Linked DNA regions of Homo sapiens: region 2 is linked to region 1. A link is an interaction called in ENCODE POLR2A ChIA-PET data of the cell type or tissue named here. Cell type or tissue: Panc1. All regions are shown on one strand. Each heading gives the region's core, and the rest is flanking DNA. Links, peaks and the distances in the headings are about the cores only.

Region 1 (2,500 bases), core at 1-2,500:
CTGCACTCCAGCCTGGGCAACAGAGCAAGACTCCATCAAAAGAAAAGAAAAGAAGAAAAGAAAAGAAAAGAAAGAAGGAAGGAAGGAAGAAAAGGAAAGGAAAGAAAAGAAAAGAAAGGAAAGGAAACCAAAGGAAAGAAAAGAAAAGAAGAAAGGAAGGAAGGAAGGAAGAAAGAAAGAGAAAGAAAGAAAGTTAGTTTATGAATTTGTGTTGGGCCGCATTCAAAGCCATCCTGGACTGCATGTGGCCCGCAGGCCACAGGTTGGACAAGCTTGTTCCAAACAGATTGAGTAGCTGGCACATCATTTCTCCAACTAATACAATTAAAGTCCATATGGGTACAGGTGGACCAGATGTGACACCAATATCTCATACGGAACTGTTCCCTACAGGGTTTGCCTTCCTCCCATGCCCATATTCAGTTTAGCTCTGCTGATTTTGTACAGTGAAGGGTACAACATAAATAGACCTCTGTGCCCACATCTAGGATAAAACCTCTCGGCTTAGGAGGGTAATAAGAGTATCATATAAAACCTAAAAGCTGTGGAGGTCTGAAAGACTTGGTTTCAAACCCCAGCTCCCACAATTACAGGCTATGTTGATGTGCAAACTACTGAACCACTTTGAGCTTTAGCTGTCATTTTTAACATAAAACTGGTGATAGAGCTAAAAAAAACAAATGAAATAACATTTGGTGTGTAATGTGCCTGGAACAAAGAATATATTCTATAATACTAATTCCTTTCCCTTCTATTTATAACTGATACATTTTTTAAAACTCCTAATAATAATACATAATTGAGCTTCTGAAACTGTGGTGAATTGGGAGCTTCAAATACTACAAAAAGAATAGCTATCTAGTACTATTAAACGGGGTGGCCTTGGTGAAAATTTTAACTTCACATTGAAAAAGGGATATCATCTGTCTCTAGGACTTATGGGAGAAAAAAAAAAAAGGATACCTAACTTCATCAGATTACCCCTATCTGGGGGAACGGAAACACTACATAAATACAAAGAATACCTTTAAAAGCTTATCGGTAAACGCTAATCACCAGCATGTGAAACCAAGTAAAGTGAAACTACTCTAAGGAAGAGATAGACCATCAACACATTTCTTTCAAACAGTTCTCTTTTCTCAAAGCTCTCAGGAACCCAATCCTATCTGTTCACTATCTTGGTTTGGAATATCCAGCGGGGACTGACCTTTCTTCATGCTGGAAAACAAGGAATCAGAAACATCCAACTTCTTTCTCTTTTCAATATTTTTAATTTAAAAAATATGATTACTTTGAATGATTTTTAGAAGGCTCTAGTTATAAATGCTCATAATTTCTCAAGATTTCAAGTTCATCTCATGTCATGAAATTTTAAGTGTATTGAAGGAACGTGTAAAACATCTTGGGCATTTTATTCTCCAACTTCTTGCTAATAATACTTTTTAAACATCAGTTCTCAAGTTAAGTCATTTTCTACTATGCTAAATTTCAGCAACCCAAGGTTGAGGAAACTCTCCAGTAATGAAACAAAGGGAAGAAAAGTATGACCTTCTAAAATTCTCCACAGGCATTGAGTCAGCATATTTTAATCACTGATCCTTCCCCAAACAGGTATTATTCTCTCTTAAAGGAAAGAGAAGGAACCAAGATAAGGGCCCTACTCGAAGTTTTTCAGTAACAGGGTCAAGACAGGAAAAGAAAGCTCCCTGTCAAGGTCTATCCTTTGTCTAAAGGCCCTGCTTGCTTCTTTAATCAGGATTCACTGCTAAGGCCTCAAATAAATACCATCCATAAGAGAGGTAAAAAAAGACTCCCTTTTTACTTGAAATTTGCTAAGAGAGTAGATCTTAAGTATTCTCACAATATACACATGAAAGAAAGAAGGAAGGAAGGAAGATAACTATGTAAGGTGATGGATATACTAAGTAGCTTGATTGTGGTGATTATTTCACAATTTACATATACATCAAAACATCAAGTTGTACATCTTAAATATATATAGTTTTATTTGTCAATTATATCTCAGTAAGGCTAAAAAAACTTTTCAGAATTGTTTTAAATTTTTTAAACGCACGCATAAACTTTTTGTTTTGCTTTCTAAAGAAAACTATATAAATGTTCTAATGAGCAAAGTAGTTGGAGAACATGGGAATGTTTTAAATGGCAACACGAAAGTTTTCTCCTGAAGTTTTTAAGAAAATAGTAAACCGGGTAATTGTGTAGTCGTATTGTAAGCACACTGATATCATATACACTCCAGTACCCAAAAAAATGTGCAAAGATAAAATTTAAATTCTGGAACTTATGTTTACTGTACGTGTAAATAAGTTATGAAGCATTAAATATACCATTTTCAGAATATTTACTCAGAAATGAGGAGCCCACCTAGGAACGTAACAGTGCCTGGGCATGTTTCACAGCACCAAATGTTGTATAGGTCAGTTTCAAGGCATAGTCCTCATGCTCACCCATGCCAGCTGGGGTTCAAGCAGAACTAATC
Region 2 (3,332 bases), core at 326-2,825, 350 kb before region 1:
GGGTGCCTATAATCTTAGTTACTTGGGAGACTGAGGCAGGAGAATCGCTTGAACCCAGGAGGTGGAGGTTGCGGTGAGCCGAGATCCTGCCACTGTACTCCAGCCTGGGCGATAGAGCGAGATTCAGTCCCCACCCGCCGCTGCCAAAAAAAAAATCTGTGCTTTGTGATTCAACAAATTCTTGAAAAGCATTTTCTGCATCCTGCTGGTTGTGGAAGTGTTTTCCCTGCAAAAAGTCATTGAGATACTTGAAGAAGTGGCAGTCTGTTGGCGAGAGGTCAGGTGAATATGGTGGATGAAGCAAAACTTTGTAACCCAATTCCTTCAACTTTTGAAGCGTTGGTCGAGTGAAGTTCATTTGGCTATTGTCATGGAGAAGAATTGGGCCTTTCCTATTGACCAGTGCCGGCTGCAGGTGTTGCAGTTTTCGGTGCATCTCATCCATTTGCTGAGCATACTTCTCAGATGTAATGGGTTTGCTGGGATTCAGAAAGCTGTAGTGGATCAGACAAGCAGCAGATCACCACACAATGACCATGACCTTTTTTTGGTGCAAGTTTGGTTTTGGGAAGTGCTTTGGAGCTTCTCTCAGTCCAACCACTCAGCTCATCGTTGTCGGTTGTGGTATAAAATCCACTTTTCGTTGCATGTCAACATCCGATGGAGAAATAGTTTGTTGTTATTTTGCAGAGTAAGAGAAGACAACACTTCAAAATGACGTTTTTTTTATTTTTGCTCAGCTCATGAGGCACCCACTTATCAAGGCTTTTTAGCTTTCCAATATGCTTCAAATGCTGAATGACCATAGAATCGTCGATGTTGTTCTTCGACAACTTTTTGTGTAGTTGTAAGAGGATCAGCTTCGATGATTGCTCTCAACTGGTCATTGTCAACTTCCAGTGGCCAGCCACTATGCTTCTTATCTTCAAGGCTCTCATCTCCTTTGCAAAACTTCTTGAAACCACCACTGCACTGTATGTTCATAAGCAGTCCCTGGGCCAAATGTGTTGTTGATATTGTGAGTTGTCTCCACTGCTTTATGACCCATTTTTAACTTGAATATCACTCGAATCTGCTTTTTGTCTAACATCATTTCCATTGTCTAAAATAAATATAAAATAAAAAGCAAGTAATAAGTCATTAGCAAGAAAACATAAAGTGAGAAATATGCATTAAAATGATGTATAACATAACCACATTTATGTAAGAATGTGTATTCCAATATCAGACAGCAAATTTCAACAATGCAAAAACCATGATTACACTTGTACCAGTTGAATACATCCTTCCAATGGCAAAATTTGTATTTATTTATATTTATAATAGTTAATCTATTTATTTACTTATTGAACAAATGGGATCGTTTGTAGAATAGTTAATATAGACTTTTTTTTTTCTTTTTTTTTTTGCTCAACAATGTGTCATCTATACCAGTGCTACTCAAGCATAGTTCATAGACCAGTGCTGGTCAGCAATGCATTTGTTACCAGTCTCTGGGGAGATAAGGGAGGAGATAAGGTAAATCATAACATTTCTTTTTTTTTTTTTTGAGACAGGCTCTCACTCTGTCACCCAGGCTAGAGTGCAGTGGCACGCTCATGGCTCACTGCAGCCTCAATCTCCTGGACTCAACTGATCCTCCCACCTCAGCCTTCTGAGTAGCTGGGACTACAGGCGTTCATCACTATTCCCAGCTAATTTTTTTATTTCGCCGTGTTGCCCACGGTGGTCTCGAACTCCTGGACTTAAGTGATCCTCTTACCTTGGCCTTCCAAAGTTCTGGGATTACAAGTGTGAGCCACCACTCCTGGCCTTGGCACTGCTTTCTTTATTCAGAAAATCTTGCTACGAAACTAAACAGTGGTTAGTGATGTGAAGCTTTAGATTCTGGCCTAAGCCTCTTATCTCATTGTGGATCTGAAATGAACAGTTTGCTGACCTTCATCTGAGTAGTGCTGGTCTGCACCATGCCATATAAACATATAAAGAGCTGTGTTATCTCTTTAGGAGTTATTGATATTACTTGTTTTTCTTTTTGATTTAGAAACAAGATTGTCTTTCAAATGGAATAGTGGTGGCATTTACCAATAGCCACCTCTGTACTTTTATCTGCATCAGTTTCAGTGATTGAACTTCATTTAAAGAGTCAACACAGTATAGAGGTTGAGACCTTGGATAAAGCCAATTCAAATTATGGCTACTCTGGAACCTCAATTTTTTAATCTGAAAAATTGATATGATGAATCAATCTTATAAGATGAATCTATCTTATAAGATTATTATGAGGATTAATGATTAAATGAGATCATACCTTCAAAGAGCTTAACACGTTTTTTTGTCATGTAGTAAGGGCTCAATAACAATGAGTTGCTATCATAATATTATTTACTACTACCAGAAGCTATGGTCTTAATTAGTGACATTTAAAAAAAAATAATTTAAAACTCACTCATTTCCAAATAAGTTGAAATTACTTAACAGATTAAAATCTTGCAAAGCAAACACTAAAAAAAATGTGGATGTTAATGGTGCTTTAGAAAAGCAGGGAGATATTTATCACCAGAAGCTATGCTTTGCCCAATGTTAAAAAGTATTGTGTTGTTAGACTTCCTATAACATTTGGCTACAAAGAGACATTTTGTTACAATTTCTTACATCATCATTAAGAGAATCTCAAGGGCTGATAAATTCTATTTCCATATATATATATATATATATATTTTTTTTTTTTTTTTTTTTTTGTTTTTTTTTTTTTGTTTTTTGAGATAGAGTTTCACTCTGTTGCTCAGGCTGGAGTGCACTGGCACGATCTCGGCTCACTGCAACCTCCGCCTCCTGGGTTCAAGCCATTCTCCTGCCTCAGCCTCCCAAGCAGCTGGGATTACAGGTGTGCACCACCACACCCAGCTAATTTTTTGTATTTTTAGTAGAGATGGGGTCTCACCAGGTTGGCCAGCCTGGTGTCAAACTCCTGACTTCAGGTGATCCGCCCGCCTCAGCCTCCCAAAGTGTTGGGCTTACAGGCGTGAGCCACCGCGCCTGGCTGTCTATATATTTTTACAGGGTTTTGTTATGTTGCCTAGGCTAGAGTGCAGTGGCATAATCTCAGCTCACTGCAGTCTTGACTTTCTGGGCTCAGGTGATCCTCCCACCTCAGCCTCCGAAGTAGCTGAGCGCACCAGCAAACCTGGCTAATTTTTTGTAGAGATGGACGGGGTTTTGCTATGTTGCCCAGGCTGGCCTTGAACTCCTGGGCTCAAGCGATATGCCAGCCTTGGCCTCCAGAAGTGCTAGGAGTACAGCCATGAGCCACTGCGCCTGGCCTGAATTCT

Evidence for each region. ChIA-PET counts read pairs that join two places held together with the same protein. Peaks named below come from ENCODE experiments on the same cell type or tissue, not always from the same donor. Only the 100,000 strongest peaks of a DNase experiment are listed, where the experiment ranks them.
Region 2: POLR2A ChIA-PET joins it to region 1 with 8 read pairs; 4 of 35 experiments call an interaction of 5 or more read pairs at or near these places.

Annotation. Positions count from the first base shown.
Region 1 is chr12:64,217,762-64,220,261 of GRCh38, forward strand. All of the region lies in intron 1 of KICS2 (KICSTOR subunit 2), which reads right to left. Among named protein-coding and RNA genes, the nearest start is that of KICS2, 3.3 kb to the right of the region's middle. In Panc1, for the core only: no CTCF peak of the experiment used is centred there; no DNase peak of the experiment used is centred there; H3K4me3 peaks cover 925 bases; H3K27ac peaks cover 2,344 bases.
Region 2 is chr12:63,865,338-63,868,669 of GRCh38, forward strand. All of the region lies in intron 1 of SRGAP1 (SLIT-ROBO Rho GTPase activating protein 1), which reads left to right. Among named protein-coding and RNA genes, the nearest start is that of SRGAP1, 22 kb to the left of the region's middle. In Panc1, for the core only: no CTCF peak of the experiment used is centred there; no DNase peak of the experiment used is centred there; H3K27ac peaks cover 2,009 bases.